2 separate regions of the Mus musculus genome follow, and region 2 is linked to region 1. A link is a loop called in an ENCODE intact Hi-C map of the cell type or tissue named here. Cell type or tissue: gastrocnemius. All regions are shown on one strand. Each heading gives the region's core, and the rest is flanking DNA. Links, peaks and the distances in the headings are about the cores only. Region 1 holds the start of Capn15 (calpain 15). Region 2 holds the start of Rab40c (Rab40C, member RAS oncogene family).

What was found. Peaks named below come from ENCODE experiments on the same cell type or tissue, not always from the same donor. Only the 100,000 strongest peaks of a DNase experiment are listed, where the experiment ranks them.
Region 2: a loop joins it to region 1, with 4 times the contacts of the local background. A loop is called at or near these places in 5 of 42 quality-filtered maps.

The regions. Positions count from the first base shown.
Region 1 is chr17:25,971,575-25,986,736 of GRCm38, reverse strand. Capn15 (calpain 15) reads left to right here and starts at 863. Exons shown (of 12, transcript NM_001347334.1): 1 at 863-1,266; 2 at 13,358-13,646. The coding sequence starts at 13,471. 1700022N22Rik (RIKEN cDNA 1700022N22 gene) reads right to left here and starts at 907. Exons shown (of 2, transcript NR_166913.2): 1 at 701-907. In gastrocnemius, for the core only: no CTCF peak of the experiment used is centred there; a DNase peak (open chromatin) is centred at 5,731; H3K27ac peaks cover 339 bases.
Region 2 is chr17:25,913,168-25,928,329 of GRCm38, reverse strand. Rab40c (Rab40C, member RAS oncogene family) reads left to right here and starts at 8,616. Exons shown (of 7, transcript NM_139154.2): 1 at 8,616-8,678; 2 at 8,781-8,965. The coding sequence starts at 8,824. It overlaps Pigq (phosphatidylinositol glycan anchor biosynthesis, class Q), which reads left to right. Exons shown (of 11, transcript NM_011822.4): 11 at 574-1,910. The coding sequence ends at 726. In gastrocnemius, for the core only: no CTCF peak of the experiment used is centred there; DNase peaks (open chromatin) are centred at 7,800, 8,234, 8,424, 8,992 and 1 more place; H3K4me3 peaks cover 2,923 bases; H3K27ac peaks cover 2,229 bases.

The DNA of each region.
Region 1 (15,162 bases), core at 2,662-10,661:
GGGCAAATAGTACCCAATCTCTCACACAACATTCAGAGTGCCGGGTGTCCTTTTGCTATGTGCTATGTTTTTTTTTGTTTTTTGTTTTTGGTTTTTGGTTTTTGGTTGGTTTTTGGTTTGGTTTGTTTTGTTTTTTGAGACAGGGTTTCTCTGTATAGCCCTGGCTGTCCTGGAACTCACTTTGTAGACCAGACTGGCTTCGAACTCAGAAATCTGCCTGCCTCTGCCTCCCGAGTGCTGGGATTAAAGGCGTGGGCCACAACGCCCGGCTAGCAGCCTGATTCTTAGTTAGCTTTCAGTTGCAGAGGACAAGTGGCTGGAATTAAGTTAATTCGGGGGAGCCAAAGGGCTCTAATGGGAAATAGCTTGGGGGCTCTTGTGAACATAACTCAAAGGACTGCCTCAGATGCCAGTGTTTCTCTAGAAAAAGTGACGTGCCTATCTAGCACTCGAGTAAACACAGACCTCAGATGGAGTAACCTCGGAAGGAGCAGTGCCAGCACGGTTGCTGCTTCAGACCGTTGGGAAAGAAACCAGAAGTCGCTGGAAGAGGTAGAAAGCAGCCAAGGCAGCTAGGTTGGACTGTACCACCTACTGCCCCAACGCAGCAGACAACCGGTTCAGACCTTGTACAAAATCACGACCCAGACTCCCGACATCTCCCCTGGCGCAGTAACACTCGAACCCCGTGGACGCCTACCGGAGCCCAAAGCCCATCTTAAGGGGATCCTGGGAGCTGTAGTCCGTTCTCTTCCCGGATCCAGCGCGCCACATCAAACTAGCTTGGGAGTACCAACTGCATCCGTGAACTGAGCGTCTCCGGTCACGTTGGGAGGGCGAAATCTCAGGGAAAGAGTAGAGGGTAGGACCATTCATGGACTACAATTCCCGGCGTGCCTTGAGCCGCGTCGCTCTGCCCTGTGGGAGCCGTAGTCCCGGCTCCGGGTTCCCAGTGCCGCGTGCGCCCCTGACGCGCTGTAGCCTCGGGCCCCGGCTGGGCGCCACGCTACGGAAGCAGCGTAAGGCGTAGCGGGTAGGCCGGGCGGGACGGCGGGCGCTAGCTACGGAGGCGTTTGTAAGGTTGCCGGGCCGAGACGGATCTTCGCGGCCAAAACGCGCTAAGCCGGCGGAGCATCGCGGCTGGCGCGAAGGGGCCCTTGGTGCCCTCCGGTCGAAGTTGTGGGTCAACCGACTGAGGGCCGGCACTAGGGCCGCGCCCGCCTAGACCGATCGCGAGCGCTGAGGAGGCGCCGCCGGCTCGCTAAGGTGAGTTCCACGGTAGGCGGCCGGCCAGACGGCCTAGGACTCGTAGAGCTCGGCCTCAGGGCATCAGCCGGGATGCTCCATGTTTGTCCTGGGAGCAGTAGCCTGGCTTGTGGTGAGCGGGAAGGGGAGGGGGAAGCGCGCCGGAGGTGTGGGTCACTCGAGGCCAGCCTAGGAACCTCAGACGCAGGCGACCCTCGGTGCCTGCCTGTCCTTGAGTGCCCTCTTGTCCGGGGCTAAGCGTTGGCCCACTGTACGAAGGTATAGGTCGTGGGGGCACTGTCTGCAGAAACCTGCAGCTGCCTGGGGCGGCAGCAAGAGTAAAGCGTCCTGTGTGCCCCCTCATCCCACACTTCTGTTTTTGCGGGCCTGTCAGCAGGCCGAGAAAGTTACAGAGCAGCCCCTTGACAGCTGCGGGATTTTCTTTTTGTTTTCTGAAAAAGGGGCCCTTCCACGTCTGATTTGGGAACCCTGTTGTGTGGCCAGATGGTCCTTGCTAGGCTGGCTCTTAGGGTCCCTGAGTACAGATACTGAAACAGGACCGCGAAACACCTAGCCTCGAAAACAGGATAGATACCTCCTGAGTTTCAGGAGAACCTGAGAGCCTACCTGAGTGTTTGCTGCTGACCCTGCAGTTCAGCAATAAATCAGGAAGAACTGCTACTCAGTAAGAAACTGTGAGATTACCCCTCCAGTGGCAATTTCCCCTTTCCCAGTCTGGAGAACTGCAAGTCACAGATGTGGAGCTTGCCTCTTGAGTTTCTCCCTGCTTCCAGAGTCTAGCTGTCAGGGATGCGCTCAGGACCACAGTTCTGCAGTCTAGGGCAATTGTGTCTTGCTGAACAGTAGCTTGCCTCCATGGGGTAGTAGATTCTGTTTCCTTTGAGGTCCTTCTGCTCCACAGAGATGCACCCATTTCTTTTCTAACATCTAAGAATGTCTAGAGCTGTCTGACTGGTAGACAGGTCATTGACCTCCATGGAGGAAGACTTGAACCCTGCTGGATCCAAGGCTCAGAAACTGTACAACTTAACTGCAATGGAGTTATCAAAATCTCTGCTGGCCATAGTGTCTGAGAGTGGCCCTAACTCCATATCTATGTAGAAGCCTAGGTTAGTCCTCTGTGGGTAAAGGGTTCCATTGTGGCCCATCCTTGGATCCAGGCTTTGTCTACTCCCAAGCTTTCCTGGCCCCTGTTGTACATTGTCCAGGCCTTAAGGCAAAACTTGTAAGGCCCATTTTACAGATGTGGAAACTGAGGCTGTCCGTCATCCATTGACAGGAGAGGGATAGACAGAGTTCTAAGTCTCCAAACCACAAGCATTTTTTGGTCTCCTTCCACATTCTCACTGGTGGCTCTTGAGATGAGCCTTTTTGGTGACCTGAAAACCTTCAGTATACATGCTATTGATGAGCTGATAAGTTAAGAGCCTAAGAAAGTTAGAGTAGTCCTTTGTCCATCCCTGTGGTCTTTAGTATCAACACTGCCTTTCACTGCACTAGACAATTGCTGGGGCTGAAAAGGCCAAAATTAAACTTTTTAAAAATAATTTTTAAAATGATAAACGAAAAATGTTAAGCTCTTTGAAAAACACCAGATACGGAGAGACCCAGGATCACTGGTGACTTGTCTCTTTATTTTGTCATGATTTCTAAACTGTGTGGCCTGGGAGGCTGAATTTTGAGAAATACAGATATGGCCTTAAGACTCTGGCCTAAAGGACACTTCCTGTCCCCACCTCCACCCCTCCCTAGGCCTGGGGGCGGGGTGTGGATTGTTCTCCTACCTGGCTGTTTATCTCTTGACTACCCTGTCCTTCCAGTCCCCTCTGGTTCTATCACCTCACACAGTCTGAGCACCCTGAAGTGTTCTGTGCTCCTGCTTTCAGAAGCTCTAATTAGTCCCTAACTCCTCAGGCTGGATACACCTCTGCCATTTGGCCTTCACACATCCTCAGTTTGTCTCGGCTGTCTGGAGCCATTTGATTCCTAGACCTCCAATATCTTTCTAGCCTATCCCCAGGGCTCTGTTGGGGGCAGCCCAGCTCCTGGTGTCTCCCAGACTCAAGACGTGTGTGTTATTTCTTGGCAAGTCCTGGTAACCAACTCAGTTCACCCCCACACTGATCAGGTAGCCAGTAAGCATCCTCAATTGACTGCTGACCTCTGGTAGCCTTGAGTCGATTGACTTCTAAGGTTAAAGAGTTCTCCTAACCCAGAAAAGTAGCATGTGGTCTCTGTGGAAACAGGCACCTGGCTTGTTTCTCAGTCTGAGAAGTAAACTACCAGCTTATGACCCTTGCATAAGTGTCGCTGAGAGGAGGCAGAGGAGACTGGGTTGAGGCTTGGAGATCATGAGGCTTAGCCACATGATTGTCATTCTGTGGACCATGGCATGGCTGTGTGGAAACCTTGTGACCAGTGGACCAAAGAGTATCTTGGTGTGGACAGCATATTGCCTACCAGACTGGTCCTACTAGGCAGACAGTGGCCAGGGGTGGCATTATAGGAGGACAGTGTGGCAATGCAGGCGTGGTTAGTGTGGGTCTTAGGGTAAACCATCATAAGGTGTTGGGCAGTCCAACTGCTCTGTTCTACTCTTCTGCACAAGCTGTCTGTCATGTGGGAAACCAGTGATATAGCCATCACTGCGTAAGAACTCACTGGGCACCAGAGCAGGCTTGCTCCATTTCAGGAAAACAAGTGGGCACTTGCCCTGGCCTCAACCCTCTTGTACTGACAAAGGCACAGTCGTGGCTCTCCTGCACCATATTCCATGTCTCAGCTTCCCTGAATCTGCCATCCCCATTTCCCTGTGGCCAAGCTGGAGGATGAGCCTGGGTAGAGTGTTGGGATATTGGAAGGAAAACAAGTCGATAGCGGCTATTTGAAAATGTCAGGGTACAGCCATACCTGCTGCTAACAGGATGGGAAGGCTGCAGAACGCTCACTGATGGAGAAGGTGCCCTCTCCCGTTGCCTTCCTCTGTCCTTAAAAGTTCTTAAAAGTTGTGTTTAAAGAAGTCTCAAAGCTGGGCGTGATGGCGCATGCCTTTAATCCCAGCACTCAGGAGGCAGAGGCAGGTGCATTTCTGAGTTCGAGGCCAGCCTGGTCTACAGAGTGAGTTCCAAGACAGCCAGGGCTATACAGAGAAACCCTGTCTCGAAAAAAAAAAAAAAAAAGGAGTCTCAGACTTCTGTCCCTTGCTTGTTCTTGCTGACCATACACAATTTAATGGAAAAATCAATATGTTCTATAGCTTTCTGGAGCCCCTGCCCTTCTGCAGAGATGTTGAAAGGCCAGAGCTCTAGTGGGGAAGGAAGTCAGGGGAGACATGCTATGGCCCCGCATGCTCCTAATCCCGGCCACCTCTTTGGAGCTGGCCATGAGCTTGAGTGCCTCATCCCATGACTCTTGTTCTGCTGATGGCAGGGCCGGCAGGCTGCTCTTCTACCTTCTCTTAAAATGGTGTTCCACATTAAACAACACAGCTTGTGAACTAAAAACTTAAATCCTTTGTTTTCCTGGCAATACCACGTTGAAAAACACAATTTCTGTTCTCATAATGTATAATTAAGCTGGTGTGCAATTCCCTCTGGATGGTCACAGAAGGATGCTCAGTGGCCCTTTCCCTGTTAGGATGCAGCAGGTCTGGCATGTAGATGCCTCAAGAGTTGCTGTAGCTCACCTCAGCAGGATCAGTGTGTCTCACTTGCTCTGAATAGGCGTACAGCTGGAGGTGCCGCTACTGTTCTGAGGTCCAGCCTCAGCTCAGGGGTGTGTGTGTGTGTGTGTGTGTGTGTGGTTACATGTATGTCTGTGCATGTGTATCTGTGTGCTTGTGTGTGTGTGTGTGTGTGCGTGTGTGTGTGTGTGTGTGTGTGTGTGTGTGTGTGTGTGTGGCTGGCTGGCTGGCTGGCTGGCTGGCTGTCCGTCCTGGACTTACTTCAGACCAGGCTGGCCTCAGACTAAGAAATCTGCCTGCCTCTGCCTCCCGGGTGCTGGGATTAAAGTTGTGTGGAACTATACCCAGCTTCAGCCTGACTTTTTGACTTCTGCTTGTGAGCTGGAGACCAGGAAGCACTTGACACAAATGGAAAAATGGACAGCCTTCTTCTTAAGGCTTTTTGTCCTACACCTGGCTCTTAGATGGGCTTTTTCATTTTCAGTATAATCTCTGGTTCACTTTTTGAGTTCAGCTTGCACACTGCTTCTTGTGTGTAGGTGGAGGGTGGTGACCACCATCTCCAGTATTGTTCGTACGAGGGGGCAGTGGCCAAGTGCGTGTAGGAGGTTGCAGTGACTCAGAAGGGAAGTACAGGATGAGGACATGTGAATATCCTACCTGGCATGGCAGCATCTTCCATGGTGAGCAGCTGCTTAGAAAAGCAGAGCTTTGCAGCTCAAACAGTGGCTCCGCATTGGCAGGCAGCTGGAGTGGCTGAGCAGTGCCAGAACCCGAGTCCAGGGAATCTTGATGGCATTCTACTGTTTCCCTGAGCCCTGCCCCAACCTGGGCATGGTTCCCTGGCAGTACCTAGACAGCCTAGGCTTTCTTGCCAACTACTACTGATCTGTGGCCCTGGTGATGCACTCTGCCCAAGAGCAGAACCAAGGTGAGGAACATCAAGACAGGATCTTGAATAACCTCCTGTATTGTCCTTACCAGTATAGAATTAGCCACAGGCCTGTTTGACTATGGGACAAGTTGGTTCCTGTGACAGAGGTAGTTAAGAGCCAGCAAACCTTGTTGTCCCCTGTGGTCTCTGTCTGTGGAATAAATACAACTTGTTAAAGGACAGGAGTCCCTGAACAGCATGTGCTCAGGTGGGACAGTAATCAATCCTCTGAAAGGTTCTCACTGTAGCACTGTACAAGAGGGCAGGGCCTGAGCCACATGGTCAGTCAGGACTCATTTGTAGGACTTTGGCTTGTGCAGATAATCCCAGAGGCTGCACTTGGCATTCCTGAGCCAGAGTCCAAACCTTGATAAAAGGGGTATGCTCTCTTGGTGAGGATTGCAGTGGTCAGCTTTTTCAGAGGCCCTTTCCTAAGGCAGCAACTCAGGTGTGGGCACACTGGCATCTCGTCAGGTGAGCTAGTTACCAAATGGTGTGGCTTGTTTGTTGGATTGTTTGATGGGGCAGCAGGGCAGAAGTACCGAGGTGGCAGGAGGAACCCCTTTCTCTGGGCCAGTGCCCAAGGTCTCTGGTGACCAGCCCTCTGCCCTGCTGCCCTGCCCTACCAACCTGGTTCTCTGACTTTGCGGAAAATATTTTCGGGGAAGCTATGCTAGTGGCATTTGGTCTTGCCACTTGGGTCTCGTACCCTCTTAGATGTACCACCTAAGATGTCTTGCCTGTGGCCTGCCAAAGGCTCAAAGAGCTAAGGGGGTAGTACACTCCTGTGGAGACACTCCCCCTGTCTCTTAGAGAATGCTGCTCAGCCAGTTTTCACAGGGTTGGGTGCTTCCTTGAGGTAGATCTTAGCCTAGTTTCTTGAAGGGAGGGTTTACTTCCTGTCCCCAGGCCATTTTCTCTGGAGCTGGCCTTGATAGCAGCTGCTTTTGGACAGAATTGCATTCCAGCAGTGGCTTACTCTTGGCTTCACATCTGGACTTGCTGCCTCCTGCACTGGTGGGTACAAGTATAAGATATGGGGGTAGCTATGGGAGTCAGGTGGGGGCTAGACACTGCTCTCCCTTGTCATCCGCTCTCTTAAGAGGGGAGTGACATGGGGTTACTGTAATTAAAGTGGGAGAGAGATGGTCCTTTATAAAATTACCCAGAGGAGGGCCTTGTGTGGTAGATACTTTATCAATTGTTATAGGAAACCTCGTTCTACTCTTGTTTTACTGGGGTTGGGCACCGCCCCAGATAGGAGATGTAGGAAGACATTGTACTTCCTACACCAAGAGCCCTGGAAGCACAAGGTGCAGTAGGTCTCCCTGGCCTTGACTTGGTAAAATCCCCAGATTGTCCTGGAAATGAGACATCCCACAAGTCTTTGGGAGCTCTGGGCAGGAAATACTGACTTGGCTGTGGTAGTGTAGGACCAAGGGACAGCCTATACAAAGGGTTTGCAGCCCTTAGACAGGTTTTGGGGCTTGTGAGAGCCAATCCAACCTCCAGGCCTAAGCACCTGTGAGGAAGAGCCATGAATCTGACCTACCTGAAGTATACTAAGCATCTCCCCTGCAAATGGGTCCTCAGAGCTGAAAGTGAAGCTGTTGATGCCATAGCTAGGACTTGGCCTCCTGACTGAGAGGACACCCTTATGTGGCTCCATGCAGAATCTAATGGAAGTGTCATCCTGTCTTCTCATGCTTGCCCTGGGTGGATACCCCCCAGCTGTCCTCAACAAACACACCAAGGCTGGGGACATGCTAATGCAGCTTGATAATTAATACTTTGTCTTTTAGAGCAGTGGCAGTCCCATTCCTTGAGGCCAGATCTAGGCCACTGTCCCATTTAAAAGTGGAACAGTTCCCTGATGAAAATAAAGGAGGTACTGGCTGGTAGGTCATGGAGTTGGGAAGGCATAGCTATGCTCCTGGGTTAAGAGGATGGGAGAACCTATCTCTCAAATCTTGTGGTCTTTACTGTCCCCTGCCTCTTCTGCCTCCTGTTGGAGGCTGATGTGGTTACACTAATTCATGTAGCAGTGAGACAATGTCTGGGGCAGGGACCTCTGAGAATCACTACTTGCTGTGCCCAACCTCCTAAAGCAACCTGACTCAAAGCACAGGTCAACGGGTGTTTGCTGGGCACACAGAGGAGTAAAAGAATGAGCAAGTGGAGTATTCTCTAGAGTAGCGGCAAAGCGAGGACAGCACTTGAGGTAACTCAAGCCTAACACCCAGGGTGGGGGGCCGTGCTGGAGTACAGCCTATGCAACCAGAATGTGAACAAAGACTGGATCCACCTGTGTTGGCATTCCTTGGTGTCCCTGCTTCACCACATGCTAATTATGCTGGTGTACTCTGGGCTAGATGGGGGAGACCTGAGAGGGACCAGCCTCCTTCACTCAGAGAAGACCTGGTTCCCGTGTCCTTGGCCAAGTTGCTTGGGTGGAATAATTGCTTTTGTAGAGGGCTGGCCAAGACAGAGAACAACTAGTCCTCTCTAGGGCTGCTGCTGGATTCCCATTCTATTCTCTCAGTGGCCCCTGATTGTCAGACTCCAGAAGGAAGGCATGTAGAACCTTTTACCCAGCTGCCTACATACATGTGGACTTGCCAACTGCCAGCGTTGCTGGAGATGCTGGGGTCTATAGTTGTGCCTGAAAGGCCAGCAGAAAGAAGGTGGGTTTCAAGAGGCACACATGAACAGCTATGTGGTAAGCCACACAATCTTACACAGGAGGATCAGGAATGGAAGAACATTGTTGTCTACATAGTGTTTTGGGCCATCGTACGATACATGAGACTGTCTCAAAACAAGCAGAGCCATACTGATGCCAGCTTCTCAAGGTGAGAGGACCCCGTAGGCCAACTAAGAGCTGGTAGTCAAGTGGCTCATGGTGTGTGTAGTGGGGTTAAGGTAGGGGTCATCATCTCTCAAGCCTCAGGTGGCCCTTAGCCAGGACAGAGGCTCCTGAGCACACCAAAGGGCTCTCTCCTCCTCGATAGCAGACATGATTGGGGTTTTGTCGCATGGAGAGTTCCTGGAGTCATTGTTCTTTCTTCTTTGTTCTGCATACTTACCAAATAAGAAAGAATATGCTGTCCCCACCCTCCCAAGAGACCCTATGCTCAAAGAAAGTGTCCCCAGTGAGCGAGCACAAAGGCAGGAGGAGGATGTGCTCTGGGCAGGATTGGCAAGAAGGGTAGGTGAGGACTATAGGAACTGTGGGGCAAGCAGCACCCAAGCCCATGCACGTCCCTAGTACCTTCCTGGAGGAGCAGGTAATCTTCCTGTAGGCAGATGGGCAGCCCCTGAATATATTTCCTGCTTTCATAGTAAATGTGGGAAAGACCCTGTGGTGAACAATTTTTGCCCCATGGGCATTTGTGCTAAGCCTAACTCAATACTCTTTCCTCCCTCTCCCCAACTCAGTGTTTGGGTATGAGAGAGAAGCACCAGAAATGCTGGGGTACATTTCTTTTCTTTTTTTTTTTTTAAGATTTATTTATTTATTATATGTAAGTACACTGTAGCTGTCTTCAGACACTCCAGAAGAGGGCGTCAGATCTTGTTACAGATGGTTGTGAGCCACCATGTGGTTGCTGGGATTTGAACTCTCCGGACCTTCAGAAGAGCAGTCGGGTGCTCTTATCCACTGAGCCATCTCACCAGCCCTGGGGTACATTTCTTACGGGAGGCTCCCATGTTGCCAGGGCTTGTCAGTTTGAGGGTTGCTGTGGCACTGACAACCACAGGAGACACAGGTGACTGGGTGACTGTTGTAACATGGGACTGATGGATAGGAGCATGTTTTGCTAGGCACCCTGCCACCAACATTTCACTGTAGTTAGAATTCTGGAATCTTGATTTCTTAAAAAAAAAAAAACATAGAAATATAATAATATTATTTCACTCTAATCCCAGGTGTGGGGATGTGGGGATATGGGGCTGTTTTGCAGCAGCTGACTATGATTTGCCTCGTGCTCTAGCAAAGACGGGGTTTTGCCAACTGCAGATAGTTTCTGCAACATTTGGAATTCTGGGAACTTTTCAGAGGGTATGTAAGTGTTAGAGCCCCTACAGGCATTGTTGGGGAATGGAGATTGCAGTTTGACAGTAGTCATGATCCAAAAACAAAAAAACAAGGTGAAGCCTGGCATGGTGGCACACGCCTTTAATCCCAGAACTTGGGAGGCCGAGGCAGGCGGATTTCTGAGTTCCAGGACAGCCAAGGCTATACAGAGAAACCCTGTCTCGAGGGAAAAAAAGGGGGAGGGAATTAGATTCAGATCTCTGCCAGTTCCCCTTCCCTCACATCCCTGCCTTCCACACTCTCTCTCTCTCTCCCCCCTCTATTCTTTCCTGTTTAGTGATATGGAGTAAAACTGGTGGGGGCGCGGATAAAGGGTAGAAAAACAAAGAACCTATAAAGTAGCAAAGAAGAAACAAAAAGAAATTAGATTCTGAGATCTTTATCTCTCTCTTTCCTCTCTAGTCTTTCTCTCCTGTCTAGTGATAGAGGAGAAACCAAGGGTGGGAAAAAGAAGAATTCACCAAAGTAGCAAAAACCAGATACAATTCACTGATGCCCCAAACAAAGCCACCAGCACAGGAGCCTACTGTGTCCCATGAAGGGGCATGTCTATACTGAGCTAGAACACAGTCCAGAGATCTTAACCAGAGCCAAGTGCATTGTATTACTCCAGAAACTGAGGCAGGAGAATCAGGAATTTGCTATCAGCTTAGGCTACATTGTAAGACCCTGTGTGAACACAAAAGCAGTAAGAATGTGAGGTTAGCTGAGGTTACTTTGTGGCACCCTGAGAGGGCTGGGGAGTAGGGAAGGGCACCTTGACCAGAAAAGGGATAGTAGTATTAACTCAGTACTGTCATTTGGGATGATTTCATACTGACAGGACAACAGTCTATAGACAATAGATTACACAAAGTATACTAGCATCTTTTTATTTGAGCTTTGTTTTTTGTTGACTTATTGGTTTTTTGGTTTTTTTTTTAAGTTATTTTATGTATATGAACATTTTACGTGCGTGTGTGTGTGTGTGTGTGTGTGTGTGTGTGTATACCCATGGATGTTAGAGAAGAGCATGTCAGATCTACTGACACTGGAGTTACAGATTGTTGTGAACTGTCACATGGGTGCTATGAATCCAACCCAGGTCCTCTACAGTAGCAACAAGTGACCTTAACTTTTGTGCCATCTTTGAGCTCCCTGCTTTGTTTCCTTTTGAGGGGTTTCAGTATGTACTCCAGGCTGGCCTAGAAACCTTGATTCATCTGCTTTAGTTTCCCCAGTGCTGGATTATGGGAGGTCACATAACCATCTCTACCTGTCCTTCTTTGCCTTGCATTATTATTAATTTTTTTAAAGATTTTTTTATTTTATGTATGTGAGTGTACCATTGCTCTCTTCAGACACACCAGAGGAGGGCGTCAGATCCCATTACAGATGGTTGTGAGCCACCATGTGGTTGCTGGGAATTGAACTCAGGACCTCTGGAAGAACAGTCAGTGCTCTTAACCGCTGAGCCACCTCTCCAGCCCTGCATTATTATTATTAGGGCAGGGAACATGTGCCCACCTGTGAAGATCAGAAGACAATTTTGGGAATTCTTCCATGGTGGGTTCCAGCCAGACCTCTAGCCTTCTCTTAGTTCTTTATACCCTTTGTGTGGGTTGCAGAAAGTCTGAACCTGGGCTTTGCTGCCTGGTCGAAGCCAGCCAGCTCTCCTCAATAGAACAGTCAGGAGACATTTGTGGCTTCTTGAGCTGTGTGATCTCTGAAAGAAGCAACAGACAACATGTAAATAAATGAGCATGGTCTTTTGTGTAGAAACTGAAATTTGAATTTTCTAGCCCAGTGTGATATCTTATGCTTGTAATCACAGCACCTGAGAAGTGGAGGCAGGATGCGGAGCTTAAACCAATCTGTGCTACATAGTAAGACTCTCTCTCCAAAAGAAAAAAAACATGGAGGGAGGCATGTGAAATGTTCATTGCACATAAGTTCAGTTCTCCTACCTCCCCTTTTGTTTTGTTCTCTAGCCATTTCCAAGTATGAATTAAAAGCCTTCAAATCTCAAAGGGCCATCCAGCCAATAGCACCAGGCCCTCTGCAAAAGCAGCCCCTGGCATGCTAACTCAGAAGGTAGTGAGGAAAGAAACACTGTTTCATGGGAAAAGTAGCTGGTTCTGATTGAAACCTCATGGTGTAGGGTTGCAGAACTAATTTTCCCCATGCCTGGGTATGTTGGAGTGGGACTGGGCTTGGTGCTGGTGACCCTCCCAGGTATCAGGTGCTGGCTCTCAAAGGCACTATACAGACTGTCACCTGTCAAGCAGAACTGCACCCCTTATGTCAGTCTCCCCTCATCTGTAACCCAATACCAATGTCTGTGTTATAGAGACTTACTCAGAAGCCAGAGAAAGTGCTATTGGTGTGTGATAGGAGACTCGGGTAGGAACTGCTGAAACCAGACAAGTTTGTGGTCTAACCAGTCAAAGGGCAGCATAGAGACCTCCACCTACATAGAGACCTCCACCTACAGCCAGAAGAGGGCTATAAGTTATCCTGTGAGTGTCAGTCTCGCAGCTGCCAAGTCCTCGGGTTTATTTGGTCTCATTAGCACTCCCTTAGCCACCAGGTGTGGCTCTCCTGCACTCAGCATGGATGGTCTCTCAGGCTCCCTGGGATTGTCCAGGCCTAGGACTTGAGGGTGAGTGTGCCTTTACACAGTCGGCTGCTGCCCTTTTAAAGGCAGTCTGACCCTGGCCTCTTAGAGCTTTAAGTGCCATCCTGCTGTGCCCTCTGCCCTGCATTTTTTCCTTTCCTGTGATTTTTTTTTTTTTTTTTTTTTTTGGGTTTTGGTTTTTGGAGTCAGGGTTTCTCTGTGTAGCCCTGACTGTCCCGGAACTCATTCTGTAGACCAAGCTGGGCTCGAACTCTGAAATCTGCCTGCCTCTGCCTCTGCCTCCCAAGTGCTGGGATTAAAGGTGTGCGCCACCACTGCCCAGCCTTTCCTGTGAACTTAATGTCTCCTTGATAGTTGTCTGTAATGAGGCAGAATTGTTCTCCTAATTGAGGAATAAAACCTTTGTAGACTAGAGACAAGTTTGAGAGGGATCGTGGGTTTTTCAGACTAGGGTTATTTCCTAAAACCTTACTGTGCCTCAAGTCAGGGAGCAGCAGTTCTGTGGAGCGCTGGCCTTGGGCCTCTGACCTGTATCCTTTGTGGAGCTTGTCTATGGGATGTGCACTACAGTGCTGAATACTTAAAGTCATGCCCAGGTCCCTGAACCTCATTTTCCCCTTGCATACCCCAAGGCATGCTGGGAAACACACACACACACACACACACACCCGGGGGGTCCTAGAGTTTTCATCTGTGTGAGTTACACTGTTTCTTCTCTCTTTCTATTCTGTTTATTTTTGTTGTTGTGTCACTGACCAGCCGGCTGCCCTTTCTCCGGTGTGGGCACTCTCCTCTCTCCATGCTTCCATCCGTGTGCCACCGGCCAGAGGTGACCAGGCCCGGCTCTCTACGTGGCCGCTGTCAGGGGGGCCATGGGGAGCTCCGCCTCCTCCCTGGCTGCCGAGACGGAGTCAGACCACGGCTTCCCTGGGGGGCCACCCTACCCAGGGCCCCCAGCAGCAGCTGGCTGGTGTAGGAGTGGCCCTGGGGAGACTGTCTGGGGAAGTGCTCTGGTCACCAGACAGCATCCACGACCCAGGGCCCAAAGGTAAGAAGGTGGGGAGGGGCAACCCTGAGGGGTCATGGCCAGGAGACCTCCTTTTCACTGTGTCCTTCCTTGGCGTAGATGCTTGCTTAGAGCAGGGTTTCTGTTTGTCACTATTTCCTGGCAACTCATTTTCCCTAAAGGTGCAGGAGCTGAGCTGATCTGGGGTTGCTGCTCTTGGCTGCCAGGTCTGAGACTTTCCTCTGCCTAGGATTGTGCTGTAGCATGCTGTTGAGCAGCACTCACCCAGCGCCTGTCGTATTCCTATGAAAGTTGTCTGGAGAGCCCCTGCTAGGGTGGCTAGCACCGCAAGCAAGCAAGCCGAGTGCTGGCTAGCTTCACACAATTGTCAGAGTTGAACACTACTTCCCTCCCCTACCTAAGGTGCCTATGCTCCAGTGTGGCTGCCTCTAAGGATGCCATTCTGCCTGTAGAGAACCACAGGGGCCTACTTTTCCCTTCAAGTCATCCTTTCTAAGCCATGTGTGTCATCAGCTTCCTTTAGAGGGGTATCTGACACTCCCTAGACATCCAGGACTTCACCTCAGAGAGGATGTAGACCTAGTAGCTCTGTTCTAGTAAACCTAGGAAACTCTTAACTGTCCTCTGCTCAGAAGCCATGACACACATGACACACATGACATGACGCACTTCACAAACAGCTACCAGGCATAGGAAATTATCTGGGCATAAAACTGTAGACAGGAGACTACCTTCTGAAGTGACTTTGACCTGGCTGGGGTGACTTTAAGGAGATACTGGCACTGATACTACTGGAATCTGTAGGACCACGTTACTCTAATGGTCAGAAGATATTGGGAACCCAAGGTCTGGAGAGCCGTGACAAGCAGAATGGGACCCTTCAAGCAAGTGGGGATGGTGCACTGATTCACATGAGGGATTACAGTGTCAGTTCCCTTTGGGTCTGCAAGACGCTCCAGGCAATACCTCCAAGTTGAGGTTTAACTCCTTTTAAGCAGTTTTTTTTTTTTTTTTTTTTTTTTTTGAAATAAGACCTACACACTGTCTTAGTTTTTCTATTGCTGTGATAAGACACCATTGACCAAAATCAACTAGGGGAAGAAAAGTTTATTTCACCTTATAGTTCCACAGCACAGTCCATCACTGAAGAAACTCAGGAAGGGCACTTAGAGGAAGAGCTGGTGCAGAAACCATAGAGAAGAGCTGCTTACTGGCTTGCTCCTTGTGTCTCACTTAGTTTGCCTTATAGCATCCAGGACCACCAGCCCAGGGGTGACACTGCCCATAGGAAGCTGGGCCTTCCCACGGTTATAGTCAGTCATGAAAATGCACCATAGGCCTGCCCACAGGCCAGATGGTGGAGACATGTTCTCAGTTGAGGGATCCCTCTTCCAAAATGACTCTAGCTTGTATCAAGTTAACATCAAACTAGCCAACACACACACCATCAACTATTATTAGTGTACAAGTCATTTTCAACCAGTCATAGCTTTGAACAAACATTGTTATAAACTTGTTTACACTTGAAAGAGATCCT
Region 2 (15,162 bases), core at 4,444-12,443, 60 kb after region 1:
TATTGAGTTGTACCTTGGTCCAAGTCCAAGACTCTTAGATGCAGAAGCATCTGGCATGATCTCCTCCTCCTCTTCCTCCTCCTCCTCTTCCTCCTCCTCCTCTTCCTCTTCTTCTTCCTCCTCCTCCTCCTCTTCTTCCTCCTCCTCCCCCTCTTCCTCCTCTTCCTCCTCTTCCTCCTCTTCCTCCTCTTCCTCCTCCTCCTCCTCCTCCTCCTCCTCCTCCTCTTCCTCCTCCTCCTCCTCCTCCTCCTCCTCCTCCTCCTCCTCCTCCTCTTCTTCCTCCTCCCAGAAGCCTAGAAACAGAATAGATTCTAGGATAGGGCAGACACTGAACTCCCCTGCCATCATTCCCTCCTTAGGGGACCAAAGTGCTATATGGTTGCTTCTCTAAGGATAGATAGCATGGCTATTCCATAGGCAAACATTTGTCTGGGTTTGCCCTACATTTGTCTTGCTAAAGATTCTCTAGAGAGCCAGTCAGGCCCAGGGTGCCAGCCCTCAAGAGCTTCTTCTGTAGACACAGCTGAAGCACCCAGGACCACTACCCTACTGATATCTCCCCTGCCCTTGCAGATAAACCCCCTGTCCTATAACCATGTGATGCACATCTACCGTCTGCCTCGCTGTGGCTGCCATCCCAAGCACTCCTGGGGTACCCTGTGCCGAAAGCTGGTCTTCGGAGAGCTCATCTACCCCTGGAGGCAGAGAGAGGACAAACAGGACTGAGGAGCTGGACACAGCCTACCCATAGCTACTGCACAACCATCACGCCTCCTCTCTGCCAGGACAGCACTGACCACGGGGTCATCTCAGGTCCCACAAGGGCCAACCAAACACTCTGTGTGCTGAATGTAGGCAGGCCTTACCCTTGAGTTACTACTTTGCTCTCGGACCCTGCCAGCTTCAGTCCTGCACTCTATCTAGCACAGTGGTTCTCAACCGTCCCAAAGCTGACCCTTTAATACAGTTCCTCATGTTGTGGTGACCCCAACCATAAAATTATATTCATTACTACTTCATTACTGTTAATTTTGCTACTGCTATGAATCATGATATAATATAAATATCTGTGTTTTCTGACAGTCATAGGTGAACCCTGTGAAAGTGTCATATGACACCCACCCCAAAGGGTTGAGAACCACTGCTCTAGTATCACCTATGTAGGGACCCACATGGTTTTTGTAGTCATTACAGTGAGCCTGATTCCTAGGAGTTCCCGGACCCCGTGGGATATGCTGGCAGGTGCTCTTGGCTGCTTTATTGGGTGGGAGCACTCCTGGGCACCTGGTGTACTTCATAAGCCTCCGCAGAACATTTCCATTGGGAAACAGGCAGCTGCTGATCCCTTAGCCCCTCGAACTAATCCCTCACCCTGTACTTCATTGGGCTTACTTGCTACTCTGGAGATTGCTTTGTGAAGTTGCTGTTAATAGGCCTTTGGGTACCCTTTGCTTGAAGTTATATCAACTGAGGTGATTGGATACCTGCCAACCTGGCTAGTGCTCCATGTATGAATAGGCCCTTTGGCAAAATATTCTATGTTCTCTTATAGACTCCTTATGGGACCAGATAGCTTCCTTCTGGACAGGCACTTCATGGCTCATTGTGTGAATGATCTTGGGGTGGTGAAATGGCCAGGGTTGGTTCCCTAACACTTAGTGGGACCCCATGTGAGCTAGTCCCTAGGGGGCAGGAAACCTCACTGCCTGAATTGTCTACTGTGGGCAGGAGGGGACAGCCGGCCCAGCCTGTCTTTCAGGGGCACTTGGGACTATTGACATTGGTCTGTCTGTGCCTGCTTCCTCTTGCTATAGGTCACAGCCACTCTTAAGCAGCCAGTGGAGGGTTTTGGTGAAGATGAATCCTGATCCTGTGATGACAATAAAAATCTCATGAATCTGGAGTACCAGCTTGGGTGTCCTGCTCGTCTGGCCAGGCTCTAGGTGGGTGGGCTAGGTGGGGCACTGGGTTACCCCAGGTGACTATCATCATTTCCTGCCTAAGGCCTCTGCAGAGGCTCTGCTGAGTTGCAGCCCTAGGTACTTGAAGACGTCATAGATAGGTGAACAGAGCTAGAGCCTCAGTGCCTCTGGCCATAGTTTCACCCAGATTCCGGGAGCTGGGATACAGTCTGGAAGGGCTGGGGTTGTCTAATCTGGGCTTTGACTATGTGGATTCCAAACAAAGCAGAGCTCTGCCCTGGACTGACAAGTTTCTCTATGTAGTCTTGGCTATCCCAGAACTCACTCTGTAGACCAGGCTGGCTCACACACAGATCAGCCTGCCTCTGCCTCCCTAGTGCTGGGACTGAAGGAGTGTGCCAATACCACACATCTTCAACTGACTCTTAGCATCTGCAGTCTTCAGATGCCTCCAGGCCTGTCATCCTGGTTATGAAGAAGGGTCCCTCAGTTGCTTTCTAGCCTGGGACTCCACAAAGGATCAGTATAAGCCAACTGGGGAGTGCCATAGGGCCCTGTGTGACCCTGTGCCCAGAGAGAGCCTGCTGAAAATGGCTGTCACATGCAATACTAGGTGCTCCACTCTAGGCAGGCCTTCCACTTGTCTCTTGGTCCCTTTGGACTCAGCAGCACACGGATTACTACTTCTGTGCATGCATTTTTCCCTACTCTGCCTGGCCACCCTTACCCATCCTTTAGCTTCCTGCTCTCATCCTTTCACTCCTGTACTCACATCAGGCAGAGCTTCTGACCTCAGCCCAGCTGGCCCTGTCATGAGATTAGTCTGGCAGCTGTCCTCGTGTGCAGCAGAGTACTGGGCTGTCTGCCCTTCTGAGGACCAGTCAGGGCCTGGCACCAGAGCTGGCCAAATGAACACTGGCCATTGGAGCCAAAACAGTTGCCTCTTGCAGAGAGCTGTGCCCATGGAGGTTTTTCTGATGATTCTCAGACATAGCTCATGTATGTCTAACAACAAGGGCTGATGTTTGGGTGGGCATTACTTTGATGGACAGGTGCCTTTCCCAGGAGCTGTCAGGGTTCCTATCACAATCTGCCCTCCTTTGTAACTGAAAGAAGCTTGTCTGCAGGTACTTGGGACATGAACATGGCCCGACTTCATTCTGTCTCCACTAGCTGCCATGTCCGTCACTATGTCTGAATCTGTCTACTTATGAGAGGTTCTAGGGCTTCTTGTTTCCAGTCTTAAGGCCAGGACCTCTGAGTAATTGAAACATTGCCTTTTTTGTTTGGTTTGTTTGTTTGTTTTTTGTTTGGTTTGTTTGTTTTGTTTCTCTGTGTTGCCTTGGCTGTCCTGGAACTCACTCTGTAGACCAGGCTGGCCTCGAACTCAGAAATCCACTTGCCTCTGCCTCCCAAGTGCTGGGATTAAAGGCATGCGCCACCATGCCTGGCGGAAACATTTCTTTTTTGAAATATGTATCATGTGTTTCAGGCTGGTCTCAACTTGCTACGTAGCTAAGGATGACCTTGAACTGCTGATCTTCCTGCCTCTACTTCCTGAGTATTGGGATTACAGTTACATAACACAATTTATGGAGTGCTAAGGATCAAACCCAGGATGTCATGAATGCTAGGCCAACTGTCAACTGCCAATTTCCAGCCAAACTGAAATGTTTTGTGGTTACTTCCTAAGCTTCCTGGACACATGGTTTTTTGGGCCTAGGGTCTGTCCCCTTGTATGATTCCCAGAATTCTCAGAGGACTTAGGGTCCCACCCAGAGTGGGGAAGTTGGTCTTAGTTTGCTCTTTTTAATTATAACAAAATGCAAGAGCCCAGATGTGTTATCAATAGAGGTTCATTGTCTTGTTCTAGAGGCTGAGAATCTAAGGCCATTGGCACAGCATCTGGCTGTGGGCATTTTTGCCAAACAACATGGTTCCAGGCATCACATTGTGAGAAACAAAGCAAGTGTGCTAGCTCATTTTTCCTTTAAGGCCACTAATGCCACCATGGGAGCGACCCTCATGACTTCATCTACTAATTACCTCCCATGAGTCCTGCCTGACAAATTGTGAAATAAGGTGTGGGCCACCATGCTGCTCAGTCCACTCAGACTCAAAGGCCCATCTCTGTTTCTGGAAATATTCTGATGGATAGCCTAGAGATAAAGTGTGATCAGTTTTCTCGGTGTGCTTTAAGTATAGTCAGGCTAACAGCTGACTTCAATTGTCACAGCCAGTGTGTGTCTCTGGAAGGGGGGGGGTAGGTTAGTCTCAGCCCCCATGGGTGAACATCCCTATTTCAAACCTCACACCTCTAAAGAAAGACTCTCACCATCATTACAGCCAGCACAGGGGGTGAGAGCTATCAGAACAGAGGCAAAGCTCACGTGTCTGGGCAGAGTGGCCTCTATAAGGGAGGATCTCCCTGGTAACCAGGTTGTGGCCCTCCAGGACTCTGTTCTCAACTACTCATTAGCTGAGGATCAGGACTTTTTTTTTTTTTTTTTTTCGTTTTTCAAGACAGGGTTTCTCTGTATATCCCTGGCTGTCCTGGAACTCACTTTGTAGACCAGGCTGGCCTCGAACTCAGAAATCCGCCTGCCTCTGCCTCTCGAGTGCTGGGATTAAAGGCGTGCGCCACCATGCCCGGCAGGACTTTATTATTAATTAATTTTAACTAATCTTATTATGAAATCTATGTGATCCAGAGCTCAGGGATTGGCCACTCCTGGACAAAATGTAGCCAGGAAAAAAAAGAAAAGAAAAAGATACAGGTACTACCTCTGGGATCCTTTGGAGAGTCAGAATGAGCTGAGAAGTTCTGTTGGAAGGCCTTAGGGTGGTTCTGCCTTCCAGGACTCAGGAGCCTCCACCCTACACACCCTTGACCAAGAGAATAGCAGGAAAACCTGTCCCTGAAGGCAGGTGAGGAGAGCTCTGATGCCATTTCTCAGGCACCATCCCCTCACAAATATTTCCTGAATATTGTGTCAAACCAAGTGGCAGTGTTCACAGGGCCAAGACGCTCAGTAAAGGCTCTGTCTTCAGCTTAGGAGGGAGGTAGTCACTTAGTGTGGGGCTGCTGGAATGAAGGAAGGGTACCTGCTGCTGGAGAGGAGGCCTGGATCTAACAGTCCCTTGGAGAAAACACCCCTTGTAGGTTTTTTTCTTAATTCTTTCTTTCTTGGAGACTGGGCCTCTGTAGGCCCAGTCTTGAACTTGCATCAGAATCCCAAGTGTGCTGGGATTAGAGGTGTGAGCCACCATACCTGGCTGGTTGTGTGTGTGTGTATGTTTTTCACATTTCTTAAGTAGCTGGTGGGATATAACCTGGAATTACTGAATTCTAATTTCACCTTTGAACATTTAATGTTAGTTTTTAGCATCAGCAGACTTGTTAACTGCCTGACACAAACTTGACATCCACCAATTGATTAGTCAGTCTGTGCTAACCTGACATCCACTGATTGATTAATTCAGTCTGTTTTCTCCTGAGGGATTGTCCAATGACTCCCATTCTGTACAATCTGGGAAAACCAACTGAATAGTGTCACTGAAGTGGTCACACAGCTAAAGAGACAGTTTTCAGTATGTGAGTCAAATGGACTTCTTGGCCTTTCCACATGCTTGTCCAGTCACAGCTCCCTCAAGTTCTGTGGCCACCACACATGGCAACTCAGCTTCACCCTGCTTGTCTATTGTTGACATGACTGTGAGTGAGTACAGGTGCTCAGATGGGCAGAAGAGGGCATTGGATCCCCTGACCATGGAGTTGTATAGGTGGTCATGTGCTGTGGTACTGAGAGCCAAATTCCAATCCCGCCCAAGTACAGCAACCATTCCTAACTGCTGAGCCATCTATCCAGTACCTTCAGTAAACCTGGATTTGTCATGTAGCTCAAGTTGGTCTTGAACTCATGGCAATCCTCCTGCCCGAGTATTAGGACTATAGGCGTGTGTCACCCACCTAACCTGCTTAGGAGGAGGTCCTTGCCTTCCCAGCAGCCAGGAGAGCTGTCAGCTGTGGACACATCTGTGCTCAGCGGGCACCTCATCACTGGTGGCACACTGCCCAGACTTGTGTTCAGTGGTCATGTGAAGGAGCAGCACCGAGTCGGCACTGATGTTATCCTTTCTTGGCCTCCTGTCTCAACATCCCAAGCAGCTGGGCTTATAAACTTCTGCCATCACAGAGTTTTGGGGTTTTTGGTTTTGGTTTTTTTGTTTCATTTTGTTTTTGAGACAGGGTTCCTCTGTGTAACAAGCTCTGATTGACTGTCATTTTGTAAACCAGGTTGGTCTCAAACTCAGAGATTGGCCTGCCTCTGCTTTCCCAGTACTGGGATTTACATGCCCTGTCCAAATTCATTCTTGGGGCTGGAGAGATGGTTTAGTGGTTAAGAGCACTGACTGTTCTTCCGAAGGTCCTGAGCAACCTCCTGGTGGCTCACAACCATCTGTAATGGGATACGATGCCCTCTTCTGGTGTGTCTGAAGACAGCAACAGTGTACTTCCATATAATAAATAAAGTCCTTTAAAAAATTCATTCTTGTGCCAGTCTTCATACCTTTTTATGGGTAATACTTTTCACCATATCAACACACCTGCTTGCCATCTGTTTTCTAATGATATATGTGTCTCATTGTTTTGCCTGCATGTATGTAAGTGTGCCAAGAATGTGCCTGGTCCTGGAGAAGTTAGAAGTAGGCATCAGATCCCTGCCTGGAACTGGAGTCATGACTGTGAGCTAACAAGTTGGTGCTGGGAACTGAACCCTGATCCTCTACTAGAGCAACGAGTGCTCTGAACTTCTAAACCAACTCTTCATCCAATCCCTCATTTTATCAGTTTCTTATACTTGTTTTTAAATGTGCATTGGTGTTTTGCCTGCACATTTGTCTGTGTGAGGGTGTCAGATCTGGAACTAGTTACAGACAGTTGTGAGCTGCCATGTGTGAATTCAGTTGTGAGTTGCCATGTGTGAATTGAACCCGGGTCCTCTGCGTGCACACATGCACACACACATGCACACACACACACACACACACACACACACACTTTATCTATTATCTGACAATGTTCAGGAAGTTTGTGTAAAAACTGTTCCAAGGTACAGTATATGTGTGACTGCAGCATGTGGAGGTATGTGGAGGTCAGAGGATAACTTTCAGAAGTCATTGCAGCCTTTCCCCCTGTTAAAATGGGCTTACACCAGGCCAGGTAGCTCTTGAACTGCTGGACAAATTCTCCTATCTTTACTTCCTTTCTTTCTTATTATAGGAGCCGGAGCTAGATGGAGATTACAGATGGTCAGTCACCGGAGGGAGATCGAACTCATACTGTTAGGCTTACAGTGCAAGAGCGTTGGTCCCAATCTATGTTTACGGTTTTTTTTGTTTTTTGTTTGGTTTGGTTTGGTTTTGGGTTTTTGAGACAGGGTTTCTCTGTATAGCCCTGGCTGTCCTGGAACTCACCCTGTAGACCAGGCTGGCTTCGAACTCAGAAATTCGCCTGCCTCTGCCTTCCGAGTGCTGGAATTAAAGGCGAGCGCCACCACGCCCGGCTTATGTTTTACGTTTTAAATTTTTTGCTATTTATGTGACTTGTGAATGCACTCTTAACCAAGAACGCTGTCCGTGGCCCTCCAGCCTTGGAGCTGGCCGACCGAGTGTGCACATGCAATGCGTTGCCCATCCTGGAGTTCACCGGGCCAACGCTGCTCAGTCGCTGGTCCAAGCCCTCAGGATCCGCTTTGGGAAGGATGTCCCCCACAAGAGACAGCTCAGAGGTGGACTTCAGCCGCCATCCTTGTGCCAAAACACTCAGTAGCGGCCCCGCCCACTCCGCAGCCAGGAGGAAGTCCCACCCCTTGGAACAGCCCACAAGGGAGAGAGGCTTGCCCCTCCAGGGCGAACACTAAGTGGCTGTCCCCGCCCTGCCCTCAGGGAAGGCGAGCCCCACAGTGTACGACGAACTTTGTTACTTCCCTTCTGGGTCTCTGTGAGAGCGGCCGGCCAACGCAGCTTGATAGATAACCTGCCCCCTTCCAACACCCTCCTCCCGGGACTCAGCTGAAGCAGGAGTTATCTCTACCCTTCCGCTTGTCCACGAGGGGGGAAGGGTAGACTTGTGTAATGTTTGACTCTTGATTGGCCCGAATTAGGAAAGGGGTGGGCCTAGGAGGTTATGATCGATGTTAGATGGCACAAATGCCTTAGCAGTAGTAGCCAATGGTGATGACGAGGGGGCGGGAGGCCAGGATGTTGCAGGTCGGTGCCCGGCTACTATGGCTCTGAGGCATCCTGCAGGAAGCAGTAGGGGTTGGGATGGACATGCAAGAGCAACCAATGATTTCGGAAAATCAGTGGGAAGTAGCCAATGGTCACAGCGAGGAGGCGGGGAAAAACGCCAGCCTCAGCAACACTGTGTACGAAATAGCGGGGACGGGACTTCAGTGATAGACAAGCATGTAGACCAACAGAAGTGAGAAAGAGGGTGGCAGCGGGCCAGTAGCAGTGGCGAGTGGGCAGGGCGGGGCGACCGTGGGCTGGGCGGCACCTTGTGTGGGGCGACGTGGGGGCGGGGCGACCGTGACGGCCAGGCTGCCAGGCCAATGGCCCGGAGAGGGCCGGCGGAGGGTGGCCAATGGCGGCGGCGCATCCGGGGGCGGGGCTGCGGGGCTGCGCGGTGCCGTGCGGGAAGCGGCGGGTGGCGGCGGCGGCAGCGGCGGCGGCGGCGGCTAGGAGGCTGAGGTGAAGCTGGCGGCAGCGGGGCGGGTGCACTGGGGGCGGTGGCCAGCGGGCGGGAGCATCAGCGTCCTGACCGCACGGCCGCTCACCAGCCTTCGCCCGCAGGTCTGGCGGCGGTGCCGTGGGCCGCGGTGCGGCGGGCGGGAGGATGGGCACCCAGGGCAGTCCAGTGAAGAGCTACGATTACCTGCTCAAGTTCCTGCTGGTGGGCGACAGCGACGTGGGCAAAGGCGAGATCCTGGAGAGCCTTCAGGACGGCGCAGCTGAATCCCCGTACGCCTACAGCAACGGTAGGCCGGGGTTGGCTGTGGGCGCGCGAGGTGGGAGCGGCCTGTCGCGGGAGCGGGCGGCCTCTGCGCGTGTCGCTGCGGTATCCTCTGGCCCTGCCTTGAGGAGCCGTCGGCAAGCGGGCGCGGGTCCTGGTGGCTACTAAGAAGTCACAGCAGCAGGTCTTTGGAGTCCATTAGGGCCTGGAATGGGCCGCGCGGCAGATACCGCACGACGGGCCCGGTGCTCACCGCACTGCCGCCGGAGGGGTTTGCTCAGAGACACCGCACCCTGTGCAGGGAGAAAATAGGTCTGCTGCGATGTGATTTTTGTTAACTTCCGGGTGCATGGCAAAAAATACACAAGGTAGATTGCATCACTGGCACTTGCCTGAGCTTGCCTCTTAATTTAGATATTTAAGGTAAAATCGTAGCTAACAGTGGGTGGGATTGGATCACAGGGGCTGCTGACTCCGGAGGAATTAATGTGCAGTGGGCCTGTCATCTTATATCACTGGACTAATTCTACCTTCCTGGTCGCTTCCCGAGTCCCTTTTACTCTGCTTTTTTACTTCATTCTCTGGGGTCTTGTTAGCCCTGTCTTACTGCTCTGAGTACTGGCGGTCTGGTAAATAACAGCTGAGTGTGTAGGTAAGACATCTACCACTCTTAGCAGTTAGGACTTGTCAAGGGTGATGACTGCCAGGACATCAGTGGAGGACCCTTCCTTTTGAACAGTAGCGCTGGATCTTCTCTGTAAGTCCTCCCCAAGCACCTCTCAGCTTCAGTTCACAGCAGGCATCTTCAGCGCAGGAAAGGAAGAGTCATGGTTTTACTTTGCAGGGTATGTGAAAAGACCTCTGCACAGCCAGGCAGCCTTGACTGGTATTTAACTGGGCGTCCCAGGGTGACAGCCCTGCTCAGAAAGGCTTTGGGGGGTTACCTTTCCAATGGGGGAGTGTGGGAAGGGCTGGGCTTGGCTTCAGAAATGCTTAGTGTTAACTTGTGCTTTGGAGAGACTGCTTGTCCCTGCTCCACTCTTCCTTTCCCCATCAGCTTCAACCACATATCCACACAGCCTCCTGCTGGATCCTCTTTCCTCCTCTCCTCTGTCAACGGAGTCTTGCCAGATTTCCTATGACGTGCTACCCGAAGTGGGGCCACTAGCACATAAAGAGTACAGAGGTGTGAGACTTACCATGGGCACTGTTCACCCACCCAGTGCTTTCACGATGCACAAGCTGTACGGCCCGTGTGGGTCCAGCAGTGTGAAGCACAGAGGCAAACAGCCTCAACAGCATGGTTCTCATGCTGGGTTGACATGCATACAGCACAGATATCAGGCCTTTGGGTCAGAGCATTGGGCCTCCTCAGAGAAGAGATTAGCAGTGGTAAAGCAGCTGGTTCTGGAGTGTGCGCACAGTGTGTATTTACTGTTTGAAAGAGCTGGACTTCTCGTTCTCTAAGTAGATAAGCGCATGATTCCTTTCTCTCACCATTATTAAACATCCTCTGCATGTCAGCCAAGTGCTGGTGGTGTAGTCCTTTAGTCCCTGTGCTGGGGAGCAGAGGCAGGCAGACCTCTGAGTTGGAGGCCAGTCTGTTCTATAGAGCAAGTTCCATGACAGCCGTGACTACCCAGAGAAACCATGTCTGGAAAACAGAAAGAGAACGTTCATTTTCACTTTTAGGTTTTTTTCAAGGTCCAGGGCTCCTCTGAGCAGGGTAGTCCCCACCTGGGAAGGAGTCTGCTGCTCCATATTGGCCCCTGATCTCCTTCTTGATCCCAGCTGGGTTATTTACCTGTCTCAACGTCTGGTCTAGCTTGTTCCTTGGGTGTGAACATCGCTCTCTCTGACTTTACAAACATGTGAGTCATCAAAACGACTTTTTTTTTTCTTTGATTAGCACTGACACCTGAAACAGTGACAGTACTGTGGCCACATGCCCAGCGTCTGCAGGAGTCCTCTGGTCTGGTGCTTTAAATACTTGTGGTTAGGGTCTCTGTGGAGTTAGAAACATCAGGGCATTGAAGACACAACAGTGATTGTGCCCAGCAGCAGTGATCTCCTCTCTGGATGGAACAGGACATTTTCAGAGAGCTTCATCTGGGCATGCATGGTGGAATTATGCTCCAGAGAAAAGGCGTTGTGGAGTCTCAGCTGTGGGAGAGGACAGGGCGGGGTGTGGCGGGGGTGGGGAACAGCCTTTACACACAAGCATAAAACAAATAAATTTGCCTCTGGTTCTGATATGTGGCATTGGGATGATAGGTCCCTGTTGGCCTCAAGCCAGCCAACTGGGTAGTTACCCTTGAACCCAGGAAACATTATTACTACAGCACACAAGACTGTCCTTGTTTGTGATATGGGCATTGTAAGACAGTTATATCTCGTCCTAGCTCATACAAAGACTCCTAAGTGTTGGATCCTTCAGGAAAATCCATTGTGGTTTATATGCTCATGGCCTGTTAATGGGTCCATGGGTGCTCCTTCATTTCTCTGTTCCTTTGGGAGTTAGTGTTTATGAAGGAAGCTGTGGAGTGATGCTGACGATGGGCATTGCCGAGAATGTTGGGATTTGATGGTTACAGAGATGTCTGTGGCATCAGATGATGCATTCACCTGAGAGAGTGAGGATAATGTGCCTGTGTCCCAGCATGCTGTGAAGACCCTGCTACAGGCAGGGCTGTGGTGTCAGATTAGTGACCCACTGGTCAACACCATTTATGGGAATCTTACTCCATGCTGCCTCTCATTGGGGTTGAATTCCATTTCTCTAAGTGACAGAGTCAGGGGGAGTTTTTTATTTTTATTTTTTTATTTATGTTTTGGCTTTTTGAGACAGGGTTTCTCTGTGTAGCCCTGGTTGTCCTGGAACTCACTCTGTAGACCAGGCTAGCCTTGAACTCAGAAATCTGCCTGCCTCTGCCTTCCAAGTGCTGGTATTAAAGGCATGCACCATCACTGCCCAGCCAGGGGGAGTTTTTAAGTACTTTATTTATTAATGGTGTGTGTATGTCCTCATACAGAGGTCAAAAGACAGCTTTTTACCGGACATGGTGGCACACATCTTTAATCCCAGTACTTAGGAGGCAGAGGCAGGTGGATCTCTTGAGTTCTAGCCAGCCTGGTCTACACAGTGAGTTTTAGGATAGTCAGAGTTACATAGTGATTCTCTGTCTCAAAAATACCTAAATAGAGCTGTGTGGTGGTGCACGCCTTTAATCCCAGCACTTGGGAGGCAGAGGCAGGCAGATTTCTGAGTTCAAGGCTAGCCTGGTCTAGACAGTGAGTTCCAGGACAACCAGGGCTACACAGAGAAACCCTGTTTCGAAAAACCAAAAAAAAGAAAGAAAGAAAGAAAAAAAACATAAGTAAATAAGGGGAAAAAAAGACAGCTTTGGGAGTTGGTTTTCTCTCTCACCCTTGTGGAGCATTTAGGGATTGAACTCAGAACAGGTCTAAGGAGCAGGTACCACATTGGTATTTTGCCTGAGTGTATGTCTGTGTACCATGTGCCAGACCTGGTACCAAACAAGGGCATCAGATGTCCTTATGCAGTTATAATAGACAGTTGTGAGATACCATGTGGGTGCTGGGACTCAAACCTAGGTCTTCCTCAAGAGCAACGGTACTCTTAATTGCTGAGCAAACTTTCCAGCCCCACTCAAGGGAAAAAAATTTTTTTTTCCGAGACAGGGTTTTTCTGTGTAGCCCTGGCTCTCTTGGAACTCACTCTGTAGACCAGGCTGTCCTCGAACTCAAAAAATCCGCTTGCCTCTGCTTCCTGAGTGCTGGGATTAAAGGTGTGTGCCACCATCGCCCGGCTCAAGGGAAACTTAAAACCCACTTTTGCATGTATTTTCCATTATTGGACCTGTCTTTAAATCATACACTCCATATGTCTCAATCATTGCATTATCTCCAGCACTATCACGAGTCTTGCCTAGACCCCCTTTTTTTAGTCATATGCTTTTGAGACAGGGTCTTGCTGTATACCTAAACTGTACTTGTTATCCTCCTGCCTTGGCCTCCCTAGTCTAGAACTCCAGATCCACTGTGCCTGATCTAAATGTATATTTCTGAGTGAATGAAAGGCCTCTATACAGCTTCCCTTGGTGCTAGTCCACATGATCACTATGGTAACTCTTCACATTCCTTTCTCTACTCTATCTGAAGCCAGGCACTTAGGTCTCAATTTTACTGTATATACTGTGGGGTAATTTATTGGAGGATTCTGTTGGCTTTCCCTATGTTAGATGCCAGGTTTTCTGGCAAATTGTTGGCTCCAGGAGGAACAGGAATGGCCACTGTGGTAACAGCTAATTCCTCCAGTGTGTGGTTTGTTCCAAGCATGTTGCTGAGTGCGTATCTATTCGTCATTTAATCTTCACCAGTACCCATGATTCCTATCATGGAAGAGGCTCAGAGAGCCTGGGTGGTATGGTCACTGGGGTCCTGGGTGGCTCTGTTCTAGCCTTCATTGAGAGGGAGCTAGGCAGACTTCAAACAGTGCAGCAGTGGCACTTCCTGGTTTTACTCTCTTAACCCTCAGTAGGTGTAGGGTTGCTAGACACTCGCTGCTTCTGTACACTTGATTCGCTATCCGCACCTTAGGAGATCTGTCCCAGCTCCTACCTGACCCAGCTATTTTCTGAAAAGCCATATCATCCTTGTTACTTCTTGACAGGCCATTATAGTTTGACACGGGCCCTGCAAATGCTGGCTTGTCTGCTCCATTCCCAGAGAAGCATTCACCTGGACATTGGTTCCTATTGTGCCTGGGCATGTAAGCCACCCTCTGGGGGTTGGTTACCTTCTGTTTGTTGGCTCTGACTAGGTCCGTCTTTCTCACAGTGCCTGCACCTCACCCTCAGCATTTCATTCATCTGTTCAGTCATGTATTTGTGGATGTCTTAAGTGCATCCCACCTGCCGGCCAGAAGTGCAGGCTACAAGCCAGAGCCGATTAGAGGACAGTTTGCTTTTACAGACTTTTTGGGACAAGGTCTCATTATATAACTCTGACTGGCCTAGAACTCAATATTTAGACCAGGCTGGCCATGAACTTAAAGTGATCCTCCTGCTTCTGCCTCTGCTCCCCAAGTAGTAAGATTACCACATTTAACTAGAATATTTGTTTTTGGTAGTATAAACAATACCAAGTGACATAGCAAAGGCTCAGATGGCAAGCCCAGCAAGACTGTCAGCTTTCTGGGAGGATTGTGTGGTCACACTTGGGATTGTTAAGTTGCATAGATAATGTCATCTTTTCCATCAGCGTGATTGTTTGTGGCTTGGGGGTGATCTAAATTTAACAGCAGCATTTCAGGAAGGAAGCAGTATCAGGAGCTGAGCAGGGGGTGGGAAGGACATGAAGGGAGGGAACTGGCCCTTGGCAGGTCCTTTTGCTGCCTGTTCTTTTTGAAGATGATAACTGGAAAGGTATAAAATTGCTTGATCCCTACAAAGCTGCCTCACTGAGGTGTGGAGCCTGAAACTAGGACACATTTAACAGGAAGCTGTGGAGTTGTACATTGACCAGAACGTCTCTGCTATCTAAGAATGCAGGGAACAAACAGCCTTTAGCATTTAGCATGCTGGTTGAGAGAAACCTGAAGAAGACAAGGAACGGGAGGTAGGTGGCCAGGCTGATTAGCTACATGCCAGTAAAGCAGGTGTTGGGGACCAGCAGTATGAGGTTGGCGGGGGCGGAGCATCCACAGAGAGGCTGACTGGGCCAAGGACGGTGTCTAGGAGACTGTGCTTGCGTGGGAGGTAGGTGGAAAAGTAGTCCCTCTGAGTCCGTGTAGTGACGGGTGATTCTCATGTCTGTGGCTCTTTTGCTAAAACCAGGATCCCGAACACAGCATATATCTTTACACATTTGTCCTTCAGAAAGTAGAAGGATGGGAATAGTAGAGAAAGGCGAACCTGACAAGCAGTGGGGCACACACCAGATGAACTGAAGTAGAACACTACCTGCCTGTCAAGGTGCCAGACATTTAAATCTGGAAGCTGGGGGTGGGGACAGCGCTGGAGAACAGTTAAGAACACTTGTTCTTGCAGAGAACCCTAGTTTACTTTCCAGCACCTACAAGGAGGCTCAGTCGTCTATAACTCCGGTTCCGATTTCCTCCTTTTGATGTCTGAGGACACCAAGTCTGCAAGTGGTGCACATACACACATGCAGGCACAGTGGCGCAGACACATGAAATAA